Regions from separate parts of the Homo sapiens genome. Here regions 1 and 3 are each linked to region 2. The links are chromatin loops, found by intact Hi-C in ENCODE. Cell type or tissue: PC-9. All regions are shown on one strand.

Evidence for each region. Hi-C counts contacts between places; a loop is a spot of excess contacts. Peaks named below come from ENCODE experiments on the same cell type or tissue, not always from the same donor. Only the 100,000 strongest peaks of a DNase experiment are listed, where the experiment ranks them.
Region 1: a loop joins it to region 2, with 4 times the contacts of the local background. A loop is called at or near these places in 10 of 110 quality-filtered maps.
Region 3: it touches region 2 in a loop (2.5-fold over the local background); 14 of 110 quality-filtered maps call a loop at or near these places.

The regions. Positions count from the first base shown.
Region 1 is chr12:1,495,547-1,503,546 of GRCh38, forward strand. ERC1 (ELKS/RAB6-interacting/CAST family member 1) reads left to right here. Exons shown (of 19, transcript NM_178040.4): 19 at 1-385. It overlaps LINC00942 (long intergenic non-protein coding RNA 942), which reads left to right and starts at 4,945. Exons shown (of 2, transcript NR_028415.1): 1 at 4,945-5,230; 2 at 6,921-8,000. RefSeq lists enhancers at 4,242-5,441, 4,938-5,649 and a silencer at 7,202-7,400. In PC-9, no CTCF peak of the experiment used is centred here; a DNase peak (open chromatin) is centred at 4,825; H3K27ac peaks cover 1,170 bases.
Region 2 is chr12:1,580,558-1,588,557 of GRCh38, forward strand. All of the region lies in intron 1 of FBXL14 (F-box and leucine rich repeat protein 14), which reads right to left. Among named protein-coding and RNA genes, the nearest start is that of FBXL14, 10 kb to the right of the region's middle. RefSeq lists enhancers at 1,112-1,161, 7,285-7,944. In PC-9, CTCF peaks have their summits at 3,108 (motif pointing left) and 3,311; a DNase peak (open chromatin) is centred at 3,054; H3K4me3 peaks cover 363 bases.
Region 3 is chr12:1,213,110-1,221,109 of GRCh38, forward strand. All of the region lies in intron 12 of ERC1 (ELKS/RAB6-interacting/CAST family member 1), which reads left to right. Among named protein-coding and RNA genes, the nearest start is that of ERC1, 230 kb to the left of the region's middle. In PC-9, no CTCF peak of the experiment used is centred here; a DNase peak (open chromatin) is centred at 4,232; H3K4me3 peaks cover 1,723 bases; H3K27ac peaks cover 1,866 bases.

The DNA.
Region 1 (8,000 bases), 85 kb before region 2:
TGCTGGCCCATCGCAGGACTAGCCCAGGCACCTGCCGGGCATTGCAGGATATCCAGTGGGGCCTGTGACTGCTCCCTGATGCGTCAGAAGAGAAGTGTTGCACTTTAGTGGAGGAGCTGAGGAGCACCTGCCCCCTTGTAGCTTGAGTTCCTTTTGGTAACAGTAGCAGCCTCCATGGTGGTGTCTGGGATGCACGTGCACCCGCTGCCTTCAGCTGTATGTGTGTGTTCCTGCTGGAGTTGTGTTACTGACAGGATAATGACATTACAAAGAAATTGTGTTATATTCAACTTTGCCTTGATAATTATTGTAAACACTTTGTTCATTTTTTCTTTTTTATTCACAAACTAAATCCACCAGGAAATTATAAAGTTATTTAAAAACCGTGCTGTGTCCTTCTTTGAGTGTCACCCAGCTGATCATCCAGGCAAGGTGTGTCCCCAAATGCTAGAAAAGATGGACAAGGTCTGCAGTGCCCAAGAGGCCAACTCCAATGGCAGGCAGCCCGAGGGCCAGGGGTCCCAGGATTTACGGTGGGTGTGGGAGTCATCACAGCCCTGACGGGCATGAGCCTCCTTTCCCTTCCCGCCTGATCTCCGGGTTTGCAGCTTTTAAAGTCAATTCCCGGTTCCCTTTTTCCTTCTTTCTACCCTCAGCCCCGGGCCAGGTTATCCGTATCAGGTCTCACTGTTCCAGAGCTTAGAGTAGGTGCCCAGCGCTGAGGGATGGTGCTGCTGTTGTACCAAGGTAGAAGAGCCAGAAGGGCGGCCACCAAGGGAGGGCTTTGCCCAGGACTGGGACTCAAGCTTCAGCAGGGCGCGTTCTGATGCACTGACTCTGGGGCGTGCAGGCTGGGTCAACAGAAAGTGTGTGTGCCAAGAGTAAAAGGAGCCGAGAAACCCTGTGCTTGGACGCGGCTGTCATTTCCAGCTTTGGGATTTGTCTTGGGCTTTATGCTCAATAAGAAATTATTCTGGAGGATTTCTTTTATGAGAATTACTTTTCTGCTTAGCCACACTTCTGTGTCTGCCCGAGAGAGGAATCAAGCCAGCTTGCTGCATTCCTTCCCTCTCCCGTGTAAATTCTGCCACACGCTGGGTGTTGGCTCTTGGGAATTGTAGCAAGAGAGTCCAAACTCGTTCTTCCCGGTCGGCCCTCCCAGTGCCCAGGTCCCACCCTGGCCTCGCTCTCTGCAGCCACAGCAGCTGTTGGGAAGCTCTGCCAGGGGAGACGTGCCCGGGAGACAGGGCGCTGTGGACACGGCTGCAGGGCTGAGGTTGCTTGTACTTTCATCATATGAAGCAGGAACAATTTTACTAGCCGAGCATGTATTATTCTGCACAATATAAAATCACAACCACAAGCAAATGTGTCCACAGAAAGCTGTCAGATTACACTGGTCAGCTGTTTCCAAGGTTTCCCATTCATCTTTTTTACTATTTATTCACCCTGCATTCTACCAGTGCCCAGTTGCAGGCAAGTGGACACCGACAATAGATTTAAAGAAAATATGTGAAAACTTTTAAGAATTCCATCCATTAATTTTTTTTCGGAACTGAGAGAAGATAACTAGTACTTTATTTTTGAGGTGGAATATCTCAGGCTGGCTCAAAAATGATTAGGAGCTACTTAGGGACTGGGTGCTGTAGCTGAAACCTTTAATCCCAACACTTTGGGAGGCCAAGGTGGGAAGATCACTTGAGGCGAGGAGTTCGAGACCAGCCTGGACAACATAGTGAGACCTCTCTCGTTACAATAAATTAAAAATTTAGCAGGGCATGGTGGCATGTGCCTATAGTCCCAGCTGCTTTGGAGGCTGAGGCAAGAGGATGACTTGAGCCCAGGAGATGGAGGCTGCAGTGAGCTGCAGTGATCACACCACTGCACTCCAGCCTAGAGGTGCAGAGAGAAACCCTGTCTCAAAAAAAATAAATAGGCTCTGGGGCTGGGGGGAAGCTGGTGTGAGGTTTGTGAGCCTTCCCAGGTGTCCTGGAAAGGGCCCAGACTCGCAGACTGCAGCCCTGGGCTGCCGCTTGACCTCCCAGCCTCTTCTTCACCTCTGAAAGAATGCCTCCTTCATCCCTGTCCCCAGCCTAGGTCATAATGAAGGTGCCGTAGGATAATCTTTTTCCTTTTTGAAATTTTCTTTACAGAGCATAAATTGCTTTCTTAACATCTGCGATTCACTTAAAAATAATCAAGCATGTCTGTCGGGGAGGAGCAAGGGCGTGGAGACAAAAGATGGGCCAGAGGTCGGTAATTATGAAGCTGGGGAACTGCGTGCATGGGGTTTGTAAGTCCATTCTCCTTATTCTTGTGTTTGAATGTTTCCTGAATCAGTTAAATATTCACATCCTTCAACTGTACTTGCCCATACAGGCCTCTTCCTCCGAAGATCCAAGCACTCTGCATTCACAAAGGGCCACCGTAGCGCTCCGTTCAGAATTTGTACTTCCCTGTGTTCTAGACTCCAGGCTACAAATAATAAAAGCTAGTGACATGTGGACCACCTGCCAGCTTCAGTTCTGAGCACTGCACAGGTTTGGTGTCGGTTCACCTTCACAGCAGTCCTACAAGGTGGGTACTGTTATCCCACTTTACAGGAGAGGCACAAAGTGGACGCACGACCTTCCCAGCGCCACACAGCATGTTAGTGGTGAGACTGGAATTCACACCCGACTCTGTCTCCAGAGTGTGTGTTCTTCAGCCCACTGCTGTGGCCACCTCCCGGGGAGGACAGTCTGCTGGGGACAGCTAAGCCCAGTGAAGTGCAGTGGGGCACGAGAGCAGGCAGTGCTCGTCACACAACTTCAACAGGTGGATTTTGCCGGAAAAGGGGGTGAAGGGAAGCCAAAAAGACAGATGAGCAAGACCAGGGAGGTAGGAAAGTACGAGGAGGGCACTTGGGACAGCAAGTGGCCAGTGTGGACAGAGGACATGCGTACTGCCTGGCTTCAGAGCGACGAGGCGCGGCCGTGGCCGCAGGTGCAGCATGAAAGGGGATCCCCAGTGCCCTAGGAAGGAGGCCAGCTTGGGAGACACGATCTCACAGCCCCAGTGGTCCCGACCCCTCCCCAGCTACCGACGAAGAAAAGCCTCCCCAGGGGCTGATATAAAAAAGCAAAGGAAACACCCCTGGGCACATGCATTCTGGAGCTGCCAGCGTGTGACCTGAGGGAGGCTCCCCAGGCCACGTGCAGAGAAGCTACATGAGGGGACTCTGCTTTCCTAAGGGAAGGAGGATGTTCTTATTGATACATTGAGAGACACATCTGGCTCTGTCACCCAGGCTGGAGTGTAGCACTGCAATCATAGCTCACTGCAGCCTCGACCTCCTGGGCTCAAGTGATCCTCCTGCCTCAGCCTCCTGAGGAGCTGGGATAACAGGTGTGTGCCACCATGCCCAACTAATTTTTTAAACTCTTGTAGAGATGAGGTCTCACTATGTTGCCCAGACTGGTCTTGAATCCTGAGCTCAGGCAATCTTCCCTCCTCAGCCTCCCTAAGTGCTGGGATATAGGTGTTAGCCAAAGCACCAGCTGACATGGGACATTGTTTTTACCGCATCCAGGCAGGTGGGCCCTTTAGAAAGGGCATCACTCAATCTTCAGTTACTCAACATGAGGTCTGTATTTTGCCTCCCTTCACCTGCTTTTCTGGCAGAGAAACTAGAAATGAAAGATTAAGTTGCCCTGAGTTATACAGCAACTTAACTGGACCTGGGTTCAGAATGGGTCCATCGCTGCCAAACCTTTCTCTGGCCCCAGACTCCCTGACAGCCTCAGAGGGGTTGAGGCATCAGGGCCACACTGTGGCTGGGGGTTTCAGAGGAAAGAGAAAATAACATGCGTGGCTTGGTCACCATTACGGTGGATGTGAGTCACGTCAGGATTTCAGGCTCCGTTTGGCTCTGGGCAGTTGATTTCCTGGGAATGAGGCGATGAAGCCCTATGAATGTTCTCTCCTCCAGGCCCTCAATGGGACAGGAATGAGGTTTGCAGCTTGGTAGTGCCACTCCAGCCCTCCCTGTCCACAGGGACCATTCCTTTGCCGTGTCGTCTGGGGAAGAAGCCATCCCCTGCCATAGGCAATGGCTTACAGGGTGACCTGGGACATCCGTGCCTTCGGCTGGGTTCAGCCGTGAAGCACTCTTCTTCCCAACTCCTCCTGCTGCTCCCAGCGTGCGACATTCATCTTTCCCTTCCCAAGTTAACGCTCAGTTCTGTCTTGGCCGCCTTGGCACCTTCCCGGCCCCTCAGTCTCGGTCTCCACAGCACTTGGTCGGCTCAGCCTTGTTCGTGCGAGTCAAGAACTTGAGCCGCGCTGCTCTGAAGAGGGAGAGTCAGATGTGGGCAAAAAAAGTGCATCGAATGTCTGAGAAACTTCCATAACAAAAAGCCATCTCTGGCATCTGAAAGAATTCACGCTCGAAAGATGGTTCCTGCTTGGTTTGTCTTGGGCTTACACTTTTTTATTACTATGATTTTATTCTTCAGGGTTGTGGGAATCTGCATCTTGACTTGGACCTGGCCCGTGTGCAGGATGTAATGGGCTGATGTGCCTGGACTCCTCCCTCTGCATTTGTGCAGTGCTCCCGTGCCGGGAACACAACCCAGGAACAAGGACTTCCGTGCGACGGTGCCCCGGCCACCACCACGCCTCCCGCAGCAGCCAGGCCCGGGCCTTGAGGTCAGCAGTAAACCCCAGGACACAGGCAGTGACCCTAGACGAGCAGGGCAGGTCCAGGTGACGGGAGGCGTGCCACGTTTCTCCATCCCGAAGTTCTTCTTGGTTTTTATCCTAAGTACTGATGTCAGGATGACTCGGCAGCTTTGACGAGCCATCTGGCCCTTTAGGCAGGAAGCCAGTTGGCCTTCCTCCTCCCACTGTCCCGCCTGGGCACTCCCATGGGGCTGGCTGCAGGGGGACTGACCTTCTCAGGGGAGGCTGCCTCCGGCTTCACCGCTCCTCCCCGAGCACAGCCTTTGTGGGGCCTACGGGGCAGTAGGAGACAGGACGCTTGTCCTGCGGAATGGCAAGGAATCAGCTCTCCATTTCAGGGCAAAGTGGGGCCTGGATTGTGGGCCTTGAACATGAAGGCAGGTGGGCGAGGGACTAGGGGACCGCGTGAGGCCCGACGTGCACACGGCAGGGCCCGGCACCCATGGTTGCGTTCGGTCGGCCTTGGCCGGCTGGCTCCTGCTTGGAAACTTGCTGGGTGGTGTCTGCGGTAAGTCGGTGGCATTATTCCCAGGGGCTGTGAGGAAACCCTCATATCGTTTGTCCTAAAGCCTAGGATCTTGGAAACAGGACCATCACCCTTATAGAGGTCATCCCCCTCTGACCAGACCCTATTCCAAGGCCATTTCCTGCGTCTAAAATCCTCCGTGGGTGTAGAAACCAGCTAGAGATGGGAGCACTGAGGCCTGCAATGGGAGCTCTCCTGGAGACGTGAGGGCGTTGCCGGCCTCTTCACGCTACCCCTGCTCCAAGACCACCTCCAGCCCTCACAGAGGCCTCTGGGCCTGCCCTCCTGAGAGACCACTCCGGGCAGGGCTGTGGTGCCCACCCCATCCCCAAGAGGTCAGATACCAACAATCAGATTGTTTCTGCTTGAGGAGGGAAAAAAAGCCCAGATGCCAATCCACCAGCCTCATCATCTGGGGCCGCGTCATCCTCCTGCAGGGATGGTCTCTTTTTATTTTCTTTTTTATTTTTTATTTATTTTTAATCTTTTTTTTTTTTGAGATGGAGTCTCGTTCTGTCACCCAGGCTGGAGTGCAGTGGCACAACCTCAGCTCACTGCAACCTCCGCCTTCCGGGTTCAAGCTATTCTCCTGCTCCAGCCTCCCGAGTAGCTGGGATTACAGGTGCCTGCGGCCACGCCCAGCTAATTTTTTGTATTTTTAGTAGAGACGGGGTTTCACCATGTTGGTCAGGCTGATGTCGAGCTCCTGACTTCAGGTGATCCATCCACTTCGGCCTCCCAAAGTGCTGGGATTACAGGCGTGAGCAACAGCACCTGGCTGGGATGTTCTCTTGAATGAGAGCTTTGTCTGCCCTGCCTGTCAGTCACTGTGACAAAGGGGACCCAGGCAGACTGGAGCCCAACATTGGATCCTTTGCCAGGATGTCACGTCATGGGGTTCAAGCCGCAGCATGCAAGCCATCCCTGGCTCCGGTATCTCTGAACTCTCCTACATGGACTAAATGTCACAAAAGCCCCTTGAAGAGTCCCCAGGCAACCTCCGCGGTGAGAGAGCACTTAGATCTCCATTGCCTCCCACCCAAAACAGGAGCCTGCTTTCCTTCTCCTGTCCCCTCACTGACTGCAAGCCCCTTGAGGGCAGGGCATGTGTCTGTTCCTGCTTTTGGGTCCCCTGCAGACCCAGTCAAGCATGCCTGTGCACACACTGACCTTGCCAAGTGATCAGCGCTGATCTGATGACTTGCAGGCTTCCCAGGGCTTCGTCTTCCAGGACCTTCTTTTCTGCAGCTGGCACAGTTCTAGCCCACGTCATTGGAGATGTGTCGGGCCTGAAAATATTAGCCTGGACATCCGTTACGACCCCAGCTTTCCCTGTGGGCGGGACAGGTCAGAGCAAGCCTGCGCGGTGGCTACCTGATGTCAAGGGGAATCCCACTTGCTGCCTCTGCGGAATTCCTTGTTTCCAGGCCAGGGTCCAGGACAGCAGGGTCTGCCGCAGCCTTAGCTGCCTTGGTGCCGGGCCTGACTGCATCTCCAGTGCAAGCAGCCAGGAGGGAGGGAAGCAGCTGTGTGAGGATCCGACCACGGCCTCCTCTCCTCTCCTCGCTCCCCTATGCTGAAATCTCCACACAGGTCCTCTGGTGCGCTTCGAACTTGTATTTCCTCCCAGGGGCACACAAGAGGCCTGATAAGTCTCCTTCTTTACTTCCAGGGAAACAGTACTGAGTCTGGTGAGGAGGCAAACGCTCAGAATCTACTGCAGGTGTTAGTTCTGCAGAGGAGTCTTCCTGCTTAAGGGCTCATTTGATGTTCTGGAAATTTGCCAGGTACTGAAATACAGCCAGTCTTCCCAAAGATTCCTCCGCTCCTCTGAGTGCACGTGTGTGTGTGTGTGTGTGTGTGTACAGCCACACAACCTGACTCTTTGTTCACACACACGGGCCCTGGCCAAGTGTGAGGGTCTCCACGTGACGAAGGAAATGAGTAAACAACTTCAACATTGTTGTTTCCCTCTGAGGCTTGCAAAGAAGGTGTTAAGAGCACAAGATTTAAATCATAAACTTTATTAAAAGCCAAACAGCCCAATGTGCGATTCTTGCCAACTTGGACAGAGTCTTTGGGGTAATGCTACACGGAGCTAATCCAGAAGGAATCGAGTGGAGGAAGACAGCAGGGTGGGGGTGAGCCCACGCGTCCAGCCAGGAGAGGCAGAGGGAGGCACAGCCCCGACACAGCCACCCACCCCGTGGCCAGAGCAGGGTGGCGCAGGAGCTGGCAAGACCTCTAAGCTGTTCCTGCTTCTGCTCTCCTCACACTGTTTCCTTAGCAAATGGAGCCTCCTTCACGCCTAAAGGGCCCAGAGCAAGGCAGGGGGAGGAGGGCCGACCCCTGCAAGACTGAGAACTGGCCAGAATTGCCCACTTGCTAGACTAGCAAGAGAGCGAAGTCCCAGTGGGTACCCCCGACGAAGGACACCCGTTCCTTACCCCCCACCCAGAGGCACCCTTCCTCCTCCAAACACAAGATGCTGCTCCAGCAGGGGCAGGGACCATGTCAGCCTCCCACAAGACACACACGGGAAAGCCCTGCTTGTGAGGGCGCCACACCCAGGGCAGGAATCAGAATGAAGACACGACTCCACAGTGAGCACGGGGCTCAGGACAGGACCCAGCGTGGCAGACCAGCCAGAGAAGCTTTCACACTGCAAACAGCCCGCTCCACCTACACCCCGACTGGGCTCCACGACTCCCCGCAAGTGCCCTGCCACCTCAGGCACCTGCCCCCACGCCCA
Region 2 (8,000 bases):
TATTCTTCTCTAGTAATCCCTTAAAAAATAATTGCGGACCCAAACCTCTGGCCTCCAGCACATTTTCCACTTGATTAGAGGCCTTTGTGAGGTGGGGAAAGGGACCTGCAGACTTGTGTATTGTGCTGGGGCCTGAAATGTCCAGCTGGGATTTTTTCCCATCAAAAGGGGATTTTAGTAAAACCATTATCAGGGGCTTAGAGGAGAAAAGCTGTTGAGCTGCAAGTGAGGGGGCAGATTAGCATTAGCGGGCTTGCTTCTGGCCCCAGTGGAGGAGCGGGAAGGTGTTTGCAGCCACTTGCACACAAGTTCCTTAGTTTCTCTGCAAGTTCCTGGCAGGTGCAGAGGTAGGAATGAATACAGGAGTGGGAACTAACAGGCTTGAACAATGGCACAGGGAGGCTTTATCTCTGAAGTATCAAGCGGAAGGCAGCCCAAATCAGGAAGGACTGCAAGGTGTTGTTGATACCTGCTTCAGTGTGTAGACGGCCGTGGGACTGGCCTCATTGCTGTTATGTGTGGCCACGTCGCCTGGAATCCCCCACCCACAACACTCGACCCCTCTCGACAGTCTTCATAGACGGCGACAGGAAATTCAGAAACTGGGAAATGGCCATGCTGGAGTCCTTTAATGGGCGAATGGACACCTTTAGGGTGGGGGGTGGGTGTGCTGGTAGCAGCTAAAAGAGTACAGAGGAAGGTTAGGAAAGCAGCAGCAGTGGCTGTCAGCCTGCAAATCAGTGTCCGGGCTGTGTGGATTTGCAGACTGAGCCACGGGAACCTCCTGGGGAGAGGGTTTGGGGAAGGTCCCCTACAAGAGAAACGTGCATCATCTTGGGATTACTGGAGCCCTCAGCTATACCTTCCTCTGCAAAACGGAGCACAGAAACTGGAGTCACGTGGTTTGGATGGAGAATGTTGAAGCCAATAGAGTAATTGCTGCCTGAAGGGCCCATGTGAGGAATGTCGGAGCCGGCCTGTCCCGGAAATGCTTTTTCCTATGTGTCCTCTGTACACTGTTGCTCTAGCTTCCCGGCAGAAATGGGGTGTGGATGAAAACAACGTTGGTCCTGACGGCTGTGAGCACAGAACTAGAGTGACAGCCACATGCCTCCCGTAGGACATTTTCAGGCTTGCAGTGCTGCCACCTCAGAGGTCTCAGTCACACCAACATCCTCACGCCAGCCCAGTGGCCACATTCGCAAGAGATTTGTCTAGAGTCAAATTCAAAGGTTGTTTCTGTGGTTACAGAAAGAGGGCCTACCTTCTTGAAAATGAAGCCCAGGGCCGGGCCTGGTGACTCACGTGTGTAATCCCAGCACTTTGGGAGGCTGAGGCGGGTAGATCACCTGAGGTCAGGAGTTCAAGACCTGCCTGGCCAACATGGCAAAACCCTGTCTCTACTAAAAAATACAAAAATTAGCCAGGCATGGTGGCACGTGCCTGTAGTCCCAACTACTCAGGAGGCTGAGGCAGGAGCATTGCTTGAACCCGGGGAGCAGAAGTTGCAGTGAGCTGAGATTGCACCACTGCATTCCAGCCTGAGCAACAGAGTGACTCTGTCGAAAGAAAAGGAAGGAAGGAAGGAAGGAAGGAAGGAAAGGAAAGAAGGAAAAGAAAGAAAAGAAAGGAAGAAAAGGAAGAAAGAAAGAGAAAGAAGAAAGAAAAAGAGAAAGAAAGAAAGAAAAAGAAAAGAAAAGAAAGAGAAAGAAAACGGAGTCCAGGAAAGCTGTTCTTGGAGGCTATGAATCAAGGAGCAGCCCTCCCAGTTCTTCCGAGGAGCAGCTTTAGGAACTGCTGGTCCTCAGCGTTCACACATTCCCCTCACTCAGTTCTCATTCTGGCTCCTCAGCCAGCCCCGTTTTCTTCTTCTTGGCTTTGTGCAGGGTGATACGTGTTTGCTTTTCTTTCCTTTACAACCTGTATTCTCTGTTTGGGGTGCCTTCCCTGAATCTGTATTCTTTCAGTGTAGTCACTAAGAATGGCATATTTCAGCTATTACTTTCCAAAAGTTGCGCAGGGAGATGTTCTGCTTTCATAAGACCTTCACGGATGGTGCCAGGAATGAATGTAATTTGCCTTATGCACAGGCCCCAAGTCCCTGAAACTTTTCCTTTTTTATTTATTCTCTAACCAAAAATGACGTCTATATTACAGAGCTTATAAGCTGTGGCTCCTCTAGCCAATACAGCTTGGTAGAAGCATCTGCAGGGGATAACTGCCTCCACCTTTTTTCCCACTTCTACACCTGCCCTTCCCACTCACAGTTTGATTCCCCGAGGCCAGGCTGTTGAGTACCAGGAGGGCAAGACCCGAAGGCCTCTCCTGCCCTCAGCCTGTCTCTTCTTGTGCCATTCTACGGAATCTGGCTACATTGGCTCAGAAGTTATTTTTGTAAGTTCTGCTACCTTGTCCTAATGTCAGTTTTCTGTAGGAGGAATTTAGGTCACACAAGCAACTTTACTTCTTCGTCAGGGCTGTTATTATTTTCATCTTCATAGACTCTCTTATATTTTATGAAGATGTCTTCATCTGGGCAATAAAGATACTCCTTTTAATAAAAATTAAAAAAAATTAAAAAAAAGATACTCCTAAAATTTTAAAATGTTTTTTCCTGAAAGGCTCTCTAGAATTTGTCCTCACAGATACACTTCTGATTTTTCTTTTGTAATAAAAAAAACTAGCTCTTTTTCTTGCTGTTTAAATTGATACCTCCATGTATGACTAAAATTTTTCCCATTTTCTTCCTCCCAAACTCCCCAGATATGGCAATCTAAGAAGGATTTGTATGAAGTGCCCTTTAAGAAGAATTAGAAGTTTAAAGAGAAAAAAAAAAAAGCATTAGAAGTTAATGTTTGATTCTCTTAGCTCCAAAAGCAGAGAGCTGCAAAATAACACCTGGCTCTGGGGAGTAACCTCACTGATATTTTAAAATTCAATTTCATCTTTTCCAGGAAGTGAAATTCCTCATTTGTCAACTCTTACGCCTGGAGGAAATACTTTGCGGGTGCGGGTGAAAGAGAAAGGACCAGAGGGGATTTGTTAGATGGGAGGAGGTTGTGGTTCCCCTTGGGAAATAGCTTCCAACTCACAGACAATGCTGCCACCTACTGACAAGACCAAGACATGGGACGTGCAGACTTCGTGGATTTCTCCACTTTCTGTCTTCCACAGTGGAGGACATTTAGTTTTGCATTAACCATACTTTATTGTACTACCTTATATTGGACCCTAAAATCATGTTCATAAACTTGGGGTAAAGAAAAACACAAGGTCGGACTCCTAGTTTTAATAACTCCAGGACAGGTGTGGATATGATTCACAGCTGCTTCACAATGGGGAAGGTAAATTGTGTGTAAGAGGGTTTTTTGTTGTTTTTTTAAAGGGCTGGGGAGGCTGAAGCAACAGTCCAGAAGGAGACAATAACAGTTTTCCAGCCCTACCTTTCAATAATGTGTAGTGCTTGACTTTTACCTCTTAACCCACATATGCACATTTTTATTTCTAAAGAAAGCAGTTGTAGGCTCCTGCAATCTCAGCACTTTGGGAGGCCGAGATGGGAGGATCACTTGAGCCCAGGAGTTGGAGACCAGCCTAGGCAGCATAGCGAGACCCTGTCTCTACAAAAAAAAAATAATAATAGTAATAATGGGCATGGTGGCACATGCCTGTGGTCCCAGCTACTCGGGAGGCTGAGGTGGGAGGATTGCTTGAGCTCAGGAAGTCGAGGCTGCAGTGAGATATGATCACACCGCTGCACTTCAGCCTGGGTGACAGAGCGAGACCCCAACTCTAAAAATCAATAAAGCAGGGATGAAGCTGTTTGCTGCTAAATCCTGTGTCCTACGTTAATGAGTTTCTGCAGTTCCCCTTGTGATTCCATTGAAAATTAGACCCTTCTGTGTAGGGAAGAGAGAGGCCAGCTGCCTTCCTGGGGGTCATGCTGTTCTGATTGTTGACATCTGACCCTGAGCACAATGGCAGGGCATCTGTCTCAAGTGCACAGACATCAGCTAGGGCTGGAAGAGCCAATCCTCCATCTACTCCAGGCTCTGGAAACTTGAAGACCTTTTCTGCTTCGTACAACCGTCAGCTGTCAGCTGGATGAAGTTCAGGGGGCCACAGAACTTAACCATCCTGCTTTTACAGATTCCTGAAAACTGGCTAAATTCTGTGCATCTGAAGTAAATTAGGAAAGGTAGAAATTGTCACTTTCATCTTGTCATTTTCGTGTTGTTTGCTTAAGACACACGTACTGGCCATCTTGTCGTTGTTGTTGTTCACAGCAGTGGAGTTTTGGGCAATGAAGTTAAGGTTTAAATTACTGAAAGCAGAAATGCTTGTCTTCCATCTGAGAACATGAAGCATTTATTTGAGGGGCGTTTGCGGGCTTAACTGTTACAATTTCTCCCTTACTTTACTCATGTGTCCAATTTTAGCCTCAGTGATTGTTCTAGAGATTCTCAGAAATAGCAGGACTAATTTTTTTGGCTCCTCCCTGTTTAGTGACTACGTCTCAGAAAGCCTTGCCTTGGGCTAGAAAAAGGTAGCAGATGTGTGGCCGGGCGCGGTGGCTCACGCCTGTCATCCCAGCACTTTGGGAGGCCGAGGCAGGCGGATCACAAGGTCAGGAGATCGAGACCATCCTGACTAACATGGTGAAACCCCGTCTCTACTAAAAATACAAAAAATTAGCCGGGCGTGGTGGCAGGTGCCTGTGGTCCCCGCTACTCGGGAGGCTGAGCCAGGAGAATGGCGTGAACCCGGGAGGCAGAGCTTGCAGTGAGCCAAGATTGTGCCACTGTACTCCAGCCTGGGCGACAGAGCGAGACTCCGTCTCAAAAAAAAAAAAAAAATGTAGCAGACGTGTATGTAAATAATGCTAGTTTGAGGCCAAGATTTCCTAAGGAGAAATATTATGAACCTTGGTAGGAAATATTTCCTCATATCCTTTTTAGATGAGAAAAACAATGTTTTCCAAGCCATAGTAATTCCACATTAATATTTATGAAAAATTAATGTGGTCTCAACTGTTTTCCCACAGTCCAGTTCCAGTGTCTCAGATCCATGATGTAAGGAGTAATTGTTGACACCCCACTGTGTGGTAGGTCTGATCCTTCTGGAGTGTGGATTACGTAAATGGGGGAGTAATAAATATAAGAAGGTGCCTAGTATTAACAAATTAGACCCTTTTACTCTTTCTGGACAAGTGGGATTTGTAACTAAAACATCTGTGAAGTCAAGCCTTTTTGCCCTTGAATGAAGAGAAAATAGCTAGAGTTTTTGCAACTTGATTCTACTTTATAAAAGGATTGTGTGGCAGGTATTTATAGCATGTGAAATATGTGTGAGTTCCTAGCTTTGAAGCTCTCATGAGCATGTACTTCCAGCATTAGTATTCTGCATTACTATGTGCAACAAAGCAGTGTTTTGGAAACTGGCTCAAATCCTCTGAGAGCAACAGGCAACAGATTTGACAGTTAGCTACTTCAGTACCTTATAGACCATTTAACAACATGTACTAGTTTTTTGGTTTCCTGAATAACCCTATATAATGCTTGCAAACATGTCTAAGTTTGCATAAGGTAGTGCATATTAAATAGTAATAACTTTTAGCATTTGGGGTTTTTTTTTTTTTTTTACTCCTAATGAAAATAATATGCTTTGGTGTGGCACCTTTTAAGAAACTTTTTTTTAAGGCTGAGGTAGAAAGATCCCTTGAGCCCAGAAGTCCGAGATTGTAGTGAGCTCTGATCATGCCACTGCACTCCAGCCTGGGCAACAGAGCGAGACTCTGTCTCAAAAAAAAGACAAAAAATAATAATTTTTTTAAGAGATGGGGTTTTGCTGTGTCGCCCAGGCTGGTCTTGAACTCGTGTGTTCAAGTGATCCTCCCACCTCAGCCGAGTGAGTAGCTGGGACTACAGATGTGTGCCGTGCCTGGCTTGGTGCCACACATCTCTGAAGAGAGACAGGGTGGTGCTTTGCAGTGCCCCTGTGAGCCGCCTCCATGCTGGTCACCTTCTGCATTGGTCATTAAGTCTAGAGCAGCCCAGGTTCTGACACTAGGTTCTCCTCTAATTACCTAGGCAAAATCTTTTCCACTTTGTTAAGCATCTTTTCCCATTTATAAAATTAAATGTACCACATCTGCCAGATTTGGGAAAACAAAAATGTTGAGACAGAGAAACCGAACATTGTGTTATGACTGAGTTCTTCCACAGATCACACTCACATTCCTGACCTGGTCTCACTTGGGTTTCTCTGCTGCGCCACGGCTGCAGACCCAGTTCTCTTCTTTGTAATTGAGACTCATTTGTTTCCACTATCACAAATGCAAGTATCCTTGTAAGTTTTTTATAAGGATATAAAGCATTTGTTCCTTAAACAACTAAAGTGGCCGGGCGCGGTGGCTCATGCCTGTAATCCCAGCACTTTGGGAGGCCGAGGCGGGCGGATCACTTGAGGTCGGGAGTTTGAGACCAGCCTGACCAACATGGAGAAACCCCGTCTCTACCAAAGATACAAAATTAGCCGGGCGTGGTGGCACACGCCTGTAATCCCAGCTACTCAGGAGACTGGGGCAGGAGAATCACTTGAACCTGGGAGGCGGAGGTTGCAGGGAGCCAAGATCGTGCCATTGCACTGCAGCCTGGACAACAAGAGTGAAACTCCGTCTCCGTCTCAAAAAAAAAAAAAAAAAAAAATTGAAGTAGAAGAGTAATGAAATAATAGAAACTTAAGTCTTCTTTTTAAAGAAAATATGTGCACTTTTCTGGGTTAATAAATAGCAGGCAGAGGAATTCCACTTCGATTGTTTTATTGGGAGTGGGGGTTTAACATACCCCACTCTGGTGCTGCTCAGTTAAGATCTCAAGCTTACTTTCTTTTGCACCTCAACTGGAGGGCTTGGCTTTACATACGACCAAATATTCTGGGTTGGTAAAGGCAACTCCAGCAGGCAAAATCAGAGCAATCCCTGGAAAAGAGGAAAAAACTGAAACTGATCATTTGTGGACATTTAAATTTACCAATTGTCTAGAAATTCCATACAAGAGCTGAGATATATGCTCTTGTTCCAACTGTGCACTTACCTTTGATACTTCATTAAGTAAATTATTAATATTTGGCACTGATCTAAATATGCATGTCCCATCTGTTTTACAACTTTTTAAAAAATTTAACTTGCTGCCTGATAGTTAACCAAGTGCATTGACAGAAATGAGGTAAGTATGTGACCCAAGTCTGAGCTTAGGTTTGAATGCAGCTTTCTAATTTCTAATGCTGTGCTTTACTCATGATCCACATTATTTCATCAAAAAGCCTCACCCCTCTGACTCCTCAGGGGTTCATAATGGCACAAAATTTAGGTCTTGCCCTCTACTAAAGGGATGGAATTAACTTTTAAAAGGGGTGATGTTTGATGCAGGGAAGAGAAAGAGAACAGAGAGAGGGGACCACTAGATGACTTACTATAGTCCCTCCCTTTCTACCGCAGAACACAGCAGAGATCAGAGGCCAGGGCTTTCCCTTTCATAGAACTGGGAAGAGACAGTTGTCAGAAGCTGCATGAGGTCTTGGTTTTGTTTTACAAATCTGATCTTTTAATCAAGAGGTTCTTATTCTTTAGAAACACAGTGGTCCCTGGGGGCCACTACCCTTTCCCTTTGAAAACTTGAATTCGAATTCTCTAAGTCAAAAGTGAAAGGTTTTGTTTGTATTCTAAGACCAGCACCTATCTAGTAACCACTTCAGGAAAGCAGCAGGATTTGGGAGCTAGGCCATGCTTTAATTTACATATCATATGTCCTTATGTAAGAGAAAGTTCATACCTTTCAAAAGAAAAAGGAACGTTTGCTTTTTTACATCTTTGTTGTTCATCTGACTCATGAAAGAACATGATCGGTTCGAGTTTATTTTTAGGATATACTGGTACTGGCTTTTAGTTTTAGTAAATGTTAAGTTGGACAAGTTAGGGGCCTAGCTTGGGAGCTGCAGAA
Region 3 (8,000 bases), 370 kb before region 2:
ACCTAGCATTTAGTCTAGTTTTCTGACCTACCGGTATTTTTTTTCTAGATGTAAAATTATTTCCTGACTCTTTCTGCCTAAATCTTTTGGCTTCCATTTTGACTATTCACATAAAGAGGGAAAAACCCCATAGTGTCTTACATTTATTTAGTACCTAGTAGCTTAAAGTGCACTTTCACATTCACCATCTAATGTGAGTGAAGAGACAGATTCTGTGGAAGAACTAAACTCATCTGGTCATACTCATCATTTCAAGTGGGAAGAAAGTGGTAGCTTTGAAAAGGAAGAGTGCGTAGAAATACTGTTGTAGAGTCGAAACTTGCTTTCAGAGGAGTTGAGTTTTAAGACCGGGTGCGGTGGCTCATGCCTGTAATGCCAGCACTTTGGGAGGTCGAGGTGGGCGGATCACTCAAGCTTAGGAGTTTGAGACTAGCAGGGCCAACATGGTGAAACCCCATCTCTACTAAAAATACAGAAACTGCCTGGTTGTGGTGGTGGGCACCTGTGGTCTTAGCTACTTGGGAGGCTGAGGCAGGAGAATCTCATGAACCCAGGAGGCAGAGGTTGCAGTGAGCCGAGATCACTGCCACTGCACTCCACCCTAGGCGACATAGCAAGACTCCATCTCAAAAAAAAAAAAAAAAAATTGCCACGCATGGTGGTGCATGCCTATAATCCCAGCTACTCGGGAGGCAGAGGCACAAGAGTCACTTGAACCCAGGAGGCGGAGGTTGCAGTGAGCCGAGATCACGCCACTGCACTCAGCCTTGGTGACAGAATGAGACTCTGTCTCCAAAAAAAAAGAAAAAAAATAAGGAAAAGTTGAGTTTTTAAAAAAGGAAATGAATCCATATGAGAATGCCAGGGTACTTACATCATTGGATATGCTGCACTTTTGGAAAGAAAAAAGACACTGAAAGATGAAATTTCCTAAGAACAGAGGAATACATGCTGTTAACCATGGTAATAGAATCCTGGTAAGGTAACAACTCTGTAGAGCAGTGGGTTTCTGCCTTCTGATTTATGTACTATGTACACCATCTTCATTTCATATTTGGTATCAGAGATCTCCCAGGTAAACAGTATTTGCTTATAATTTCTATAGTAGAGAGGTTAAAAGTATCGTAGTTACAGTCAGACAGACCTGAGTTTGAGTACTAGTTCTAGGATGTTTAAAACTGATTTTGGGTAATGATTTAATTTTATTGAAGGTTTGCTCTTTTCATTTTTAGTGTGGAGTTAATAAAACCTCATAAAACATTTTGAATAAGATGATAAATATGCTGTGATAAACATTAAGGTCCTTGGTATATAATAAGTACTTGTAAGGGTTATTATGGTATTATATTTAGCATAGCGCTAGAGTTAGATATAAACATATAACACATAACTTCAATAGTATCCTCCTTCCCTCCACTCCCCGCCTCCCGGCCTCCCCTCAAAGAGTGAAGAAGAAGCATATTCCATGTTTGTTTGGATCTTAATGAAAGGGCAAATTTAGATATTTAAATTTATATATTAACATATAAAACATAAATATGCGTGTGTGTATACATACACACACACACACACACACACACACACACACACACATATGTTTGGGGTGAGGAGAAAAAGGATATGTTAGTAACCTCTTGCAGTGTGCCAAATCTTACGCTAAGCATTTTCCATGCATTATTTTATTTACTTCTCACAGTTCTATAAGAGATGGGCATTATTCCCATGTCATAAATAAAAAAGATAAGAACACTCTGAAGCTTAGAGAGGCTAAAGATCATATAGATAATGAATAGTGAACCAGCATTTAACCTAGAGCTCTTTAGCCCTTAAAACTTTTGCTTTTAACCACTCTACCATTTGTATTCCTGTTAGGAGTCTCCTCACATCCCTTGGGAGACCTTGAACATATTCTGAGATTTACAAGTTACCATGTTAATTTTATGATTTTGTATTTTCATTTCAATGACAATAAAAAAGTTTATATACATATTCTGGATCACCTGGGTGACTGTCTTACAATGAAATACCCTATGTAGTTTCATTTATATTTATGGATATCATCTCATTGTCTTCAGGTATTACTGTTATAATTGTCATGGGCCAATGAGAAAAGAACAGTGGTGGGCCTAATCCATACTGTTGCTTTTTATCCAAGCAGAGTTCAAATGATGTCATAATGTACTATAAGCAGCAAACTTTTTTTAAAAAGTAATTTGACAAAATTTCTGAGACAGTTGGATCATCTTACAGCTCAAAACAAAACAACTTGGACAATAGTAATAAGTACCATGAGTGCACTGTGAGCAGCAATTTAACAGCATATTCAATTAATACTGGTACTTTGCACTATGTCTTTTGGTTTGAATTGCATTCAATTTGGGAACTCTAGATCTAATATTTGCATTTTTTACAGTATTACAATTTATCAGTGGATCTAGAAAATATTTTCTTTTATAATTATACTATATTATACTATCATCTAGATACAGACCCTTTAGCTCATGGAGATGAAGGAATCAGTTCTGTTTAGGGGAGTGCTGGAAAGCTTTGCCAAGATACTGCCATTTAAGCTTCTTCTTGCAGAATGAGTGCATGTATGCTCTTATGCTCGGCAAAGACAGGGTAAGGGAAAGGGCAGGGACATGAAGACATCTGAAAAGGCAAAAAAACAAAAGAATCTTTTCCTCATGCTTACTGCATGAGGGAATATTAAAAATATAGGTTATTGTTAAAGACCTTTAGTGCTAATTAAGGGAATATGGATTTTATTACGTAATTAGTGTGAATCCAAAAAAAGCAAAAAGTGTGGGAATATAAACAACTTTTATAATTCAATTGTGTGCATATGGAATCTTTGTAAATTAAGTCATGTTTTACATAAAACCAGAATCTTATTGGTTAAAGACTATTTGGAAATGGAATGTAAATGTTTTTGTATGAAAATAAATTGTCCCCAAATTTTCAGATTTACAAGTTACCTTTTTTTTGGTCTCCCCCTCTCCTTCCTTCTTTCCGTTCTTTTCCTCTAGGCGCATCCTTTAATAATGAAATCAGAAACTCGTAACTTTATTCTTCTCTCCCATCTCACTGGGATATTTTAGCGATTAATAGTATTCTACCCATTTGATTTAATGATTTTTATTTTATTTTAACTAACATTTATTGAGAAAACTACATATGAGATTTTCTGATCACTAATATTTATTTGCACAGAAAAAGGTGTTACTATCATTTACTTAATAGATCTGCTTTTATTAATGATTTTATGCCTTGATTTCCCACAGTTAGCCTCCAGCTGTTACTTCTGTATTATGCATGTTAGAGTGAAATGTCCAAATTAAATTAGTTTTTAAGCTGAGCCCTGTGAAATCACCAGGTGGAGAAATACGGATGGCATATTATTCCTGCATATGCATTTTCATATGCTATTGGTGCAGTGTAATTCAACTGTAGCATTCACAACTTTCATCATTGACATAGCCTTGGTGGGGTCGGGGAGGAGGGATGGGGGGTGGGGGGCGGGGGGAGTAAATGGAATGATATGTACAAAAACACTTTTCAGCTGGGAAGAGTGAAACAAGTTAATAGGAAATAAAAGGCCATATTGTCTATTCAGACTAGTACGTTACTTTTCCAGAGTCATGGGGCTAGCAACCACTATATGTCTGACTTCTACCAAGAAGGGTTGAATCCCTGGTTGATCCTGTGAGGCCTGAGGCATATAAACAAGAAACATGAAAGGGAGAGGAAAATTAAATGAAGTGGGAGTGTTGCAGAATAATAATACAATTAAGGGAGAAAATAATAGAGGTAGAGGAAGAGGTTATATACACTTATTTCTCTTACTATGAACATTTTACTTAGAAGTGTAAGGTTGTATGTCTTGTTTGATACAGTGATAAAAATTATGATAATGCTTAACAGAAATGGGTGCTTTGCTCCATAAAAGTGCTCCGTGCTTTCCTCTGTCATTATGAATTAATCAGCAAGAAATCCAGAAGTGAACAACATAAAAGTATTCCCTCTCCTCCTTTTTTTAAACAGTGAAAAAAGTTGACAATATATTTATTCTGTCATAGATCCAAAAAGCCAAGCCTGCGTTTTAAGGCAGGGTTTTCTTTGGTTTTCTATTTCTCAGCCACACCTTCAGATTTCTTGGCACAGTACAGTCATAGCATTGTGTCATATCCTTGGTCTGTTTTATCAGACTTTATAAATTGATTCTGACTGTACCAGCAGTACTAGATTCTTATCTTTACACAGTTTGGGAAATGGACAATGACTCTTTTGGAAAAACAGCTCTATAAATTGTGCTGTGGTATGTGAGAATGGGTTCTCTGCTTTGCTTTTCCTCTAGCCTGCTGCCATTCCTAGACAGTGTCATTTCTCTGATTTAGGGCATTGTGTAGCTGTTCTGGGTAGAGTAAACCTGCCTCTAAATGTGGAACAGATTGTTACCCGTCAGAATTCTCCACCTTGGAATGGTGACACTGAAAGATACAATTCAGCTCTGGCCAACACCTCCTGTCTTCCCAGTTCACTTACTCTCGTCTCCACTCCAATTATTGCATCTAATTAGGACCTTGAAACAACAACCTACTACTTTTTTTTGTTTGTTTTGAACCTCGTATGGCCTCACACTTCCTTCCTTACCCGGGTCAGATTTCATGGTCCAGCAGTATAATTACTCCCTTCTAAATCCCCTTGACTTACTTGCTTTTCTCTTTTGTCACACTTGCTTGCAAAACCTCAATCCTGATTTAAAGCAAGTGTCTTCCTACACTGCCTCTGCCCTGAGCAGCTTTATGTTACCGGGCAAGAAGAGTCACAAAGCTTTGCAGACTGGTCTCACATTGAATTTATGGCCACAGATCTCAAATTGCTCCTAATTCTGCAGGCAGTCCTAATTAAGAGGACTATTAGATTTGATTTCCCATCCTCAGAGGTGACTGTATCATTCTGTTCTCTTATCAAATCTGCAAATCCTTCGCCTCCACTCAAAGTTTCTGGCTTCACTTGATATTTCTTTGAGAAAATTAAAATAATTGGATGCTACCCAGTTTGTCTCCTCATCAAATCTACCAGCCTACTTGCATCTATACCTGGAGCCTTTGCCTGAATAGTGCCACTATTCCTGAATTCACCTCTGCTGCCTTTTCTGTTAATCCTATCCCAGTTGCCCAACCTAAAGATGCTTCTCCCTCATTATCCTTCTCCCTCCTTTCAAATTTTTGCTTTCTCCTTGTTCACAAGTGTACTAACCTGCCTTTAGAGTTCCACTTAATGTCTTAAAAAAAATCGTTCTCTTGATGTGATGTCTTATTCTAGTTGCCACCCTGTTTCTCTCTTCCCTTCTCAGCAAATCTTATTTAAAAAATTGACTGTAGTTGCTATCTGCCTTTCCTTACCTTTCTTCAAGTTTGTTTAATCAGGCTCCTATTTTTAGTAGTCTTACGAAACTGCTCTTGTCAAGTTATCATAAATATCCATGTTACCAAATACAGAAATCACTTCCATGGCCCCATCTTAACTTTACCTTTCAGCATCATTCTACACATTTCCTTCCTTGAAACACTGTTTTCTTCTGGTATCTCTGATACCAGTGTCTCCTTATTTTCTCCCTCTTTCACCTGTCATTCCTTTTGTGGTGTTTCTGATTCTGCCACTTTCCTCTAGACCTCTAAAAGGCTCCACTCTCAGTCCTATTCTCATATATATATATATACACACACACACACACACACACATATATATATATATTCTCAGACTTTTCTTTTTTTTGAGATGGAGTCTCACTCTGTCGCCCAGGCTGGAGGGTAATGGTGCCATCTCAGCTCACTGCAACCTCTGCCTCCCAGGTTCAAGCAATTCTCCTGCCTCAGCCTCCTGAGTAGCTGGGATTACAGGCATGCACCACCACGCCTGGCTAATTTTTATATTTTTAGTGGAGACAGGATTTCACCATATTGGCCAGGCTGGTCTTGAACTACTGACCTCAGGTGATCCACCCGCCTTGGCCTCCCAAAGTGCTGGAATTACAGGCATGAGCCACCATGCCTGGCCTCAGACTTCTTCAAGTCTAAGGCATTCATTATCAAAAACACAGCAATAGCTACCAAATTAATAATATACAAGGTGCTCCAGAATACTCTACTTATTACCTACACAATGTCTTTAGTTAAATATCAAATTTAGTTTTACTCAGAACAGATCTCTTGATCTGGCCCACCTTTTTCAAAACCTCTTCTTCCCCAGTTTCCCACCCTCAATAAATGGTACTACCATTCACTCATTGTGCAGGCAATAAATCACCAAGCAATCCTTGATTTTTCTTACTCCCTACGTTAAATCTATTAGTAAGCCCGATCACACCTCAAAAATGTATCTTTAATTCAATGATTCCATTCGATTCTCTCTATGAACCATTATCCGTTGCTCAAATTACTGCAGCTGTTTTCCAATGGCTATCTGCTTCTATATCACTTCTGTACTAGTCCCATCTCTGTAGCAATCAGACTGAACTCTCTTTTTTTTTTTTTCTTTTTTGAGACAGGGTCTCACTGTTACCCGGGCTAGAGTAGCCTGGCGTAATCTCGGCTCACTGCAACCTCTGCCTCCCAGGCTCAAGCCATCCTCCCACCTCAGCCTCCCAAGTAGCTGGGACTACAGGTGCACACCAACCATGCCTGGCTAATTTTTGTGTTTTTTGTAGAGACAGGGTTTTGCCAAAGAGCAGGGAGTACAGGCATGAGCCACCGCACCTGGCCTGAACTGAACTCTTAGACATTGTCACCCCTTGGGTTAAAACCTTCCTGTGTTCTCCCATCATACACAGTGAAACCCAAGCTCCTTCCACAGCTTAGGCTCTGTATCCTATGGCTTCTTGCCACCCCTGTAACCCCACCACAACCTCCCCTTCCATATACTCCACCTATCAGCTTTTTTGTTGTTGTTAAAACAAGCTAAGCATTTTCTATCCTCAAAGCCTTTGTAGTTATGATTCTCTGTGCCTCTTCTCCTAGATCATTATATGTCTCTTCCCTGACCATTGTAGCTGAAATACACTGTTTGTCACATCCAGTGTCTCCATTACATTGCTTGTTTTAATTTTTTTCTTAGCACATGTCACTGTGCTATGACATACTTTTTTGTTAGTTTATGTTCCCGCCTCCCCCTTTTAAAAATAAGTTCAATATGTTTGTTGAGGGTGGGGACATTGTATTCTTTTTTCTTCCTTAGCTGTATTTAACTCTTGGCAGGCATTCAGTAAATATTTGCTGAATAGATGTGCGAGGGCTGGCTCTTTTCTGAAAAAGTTGACAGTTGAGAATGCATGCTAGTTTTAAATTATGGACAAATATGTGGCTTTACATCAGTTGAGAGAAACTTGAATGTTTATTAGGTTACTGTTATTTTTATTTGTGTTTTTGAGCAATTCTTTTGTACTTTGTGATAACAAGTAATTGCTTCCAAATGAAAAAGACTTTTCCAGTGACCTGCAAAGCTCTTCAGCAGGGATTGGCAAACTACAGCTCATCTGGCACCTATTTTTGTAAAACCTGCAAGCTAAGAATGGGTTTTACATTTTTCAAGGGTAACAAAAAAGAAAAATATATGAGACAGATTTTACATGATTCACAAAATGTGAAATATTTGCTCTCTGATCCTTTACAAGGGAAGTTTGCTAACCCTTGCTGGAGGCGGTGGCCCTCATTACCTGCCTTCCTCATTAGTGGCCTGCTGCATCTGTCTGCTTCACCTGGGCCTCGTGCCCATTCGCATTTGCTGTTTCCTTCGTGAGGAACACTCAGGCTCACTCCCTTACTTCCTTCACATCTTTGCTTAGCTGTTGCCTTTGCAGTGGAGCCTTTCCTGAGCACTTAATTTAAATTCCAATCCCGCCACCCATTCCTACACACCTTATCTCCTTTCTTCTTTTATTTTTCCCATTGGACTTATCACTGTCTGACATACCATGTATTTTTCTTATGTTCTCTTTC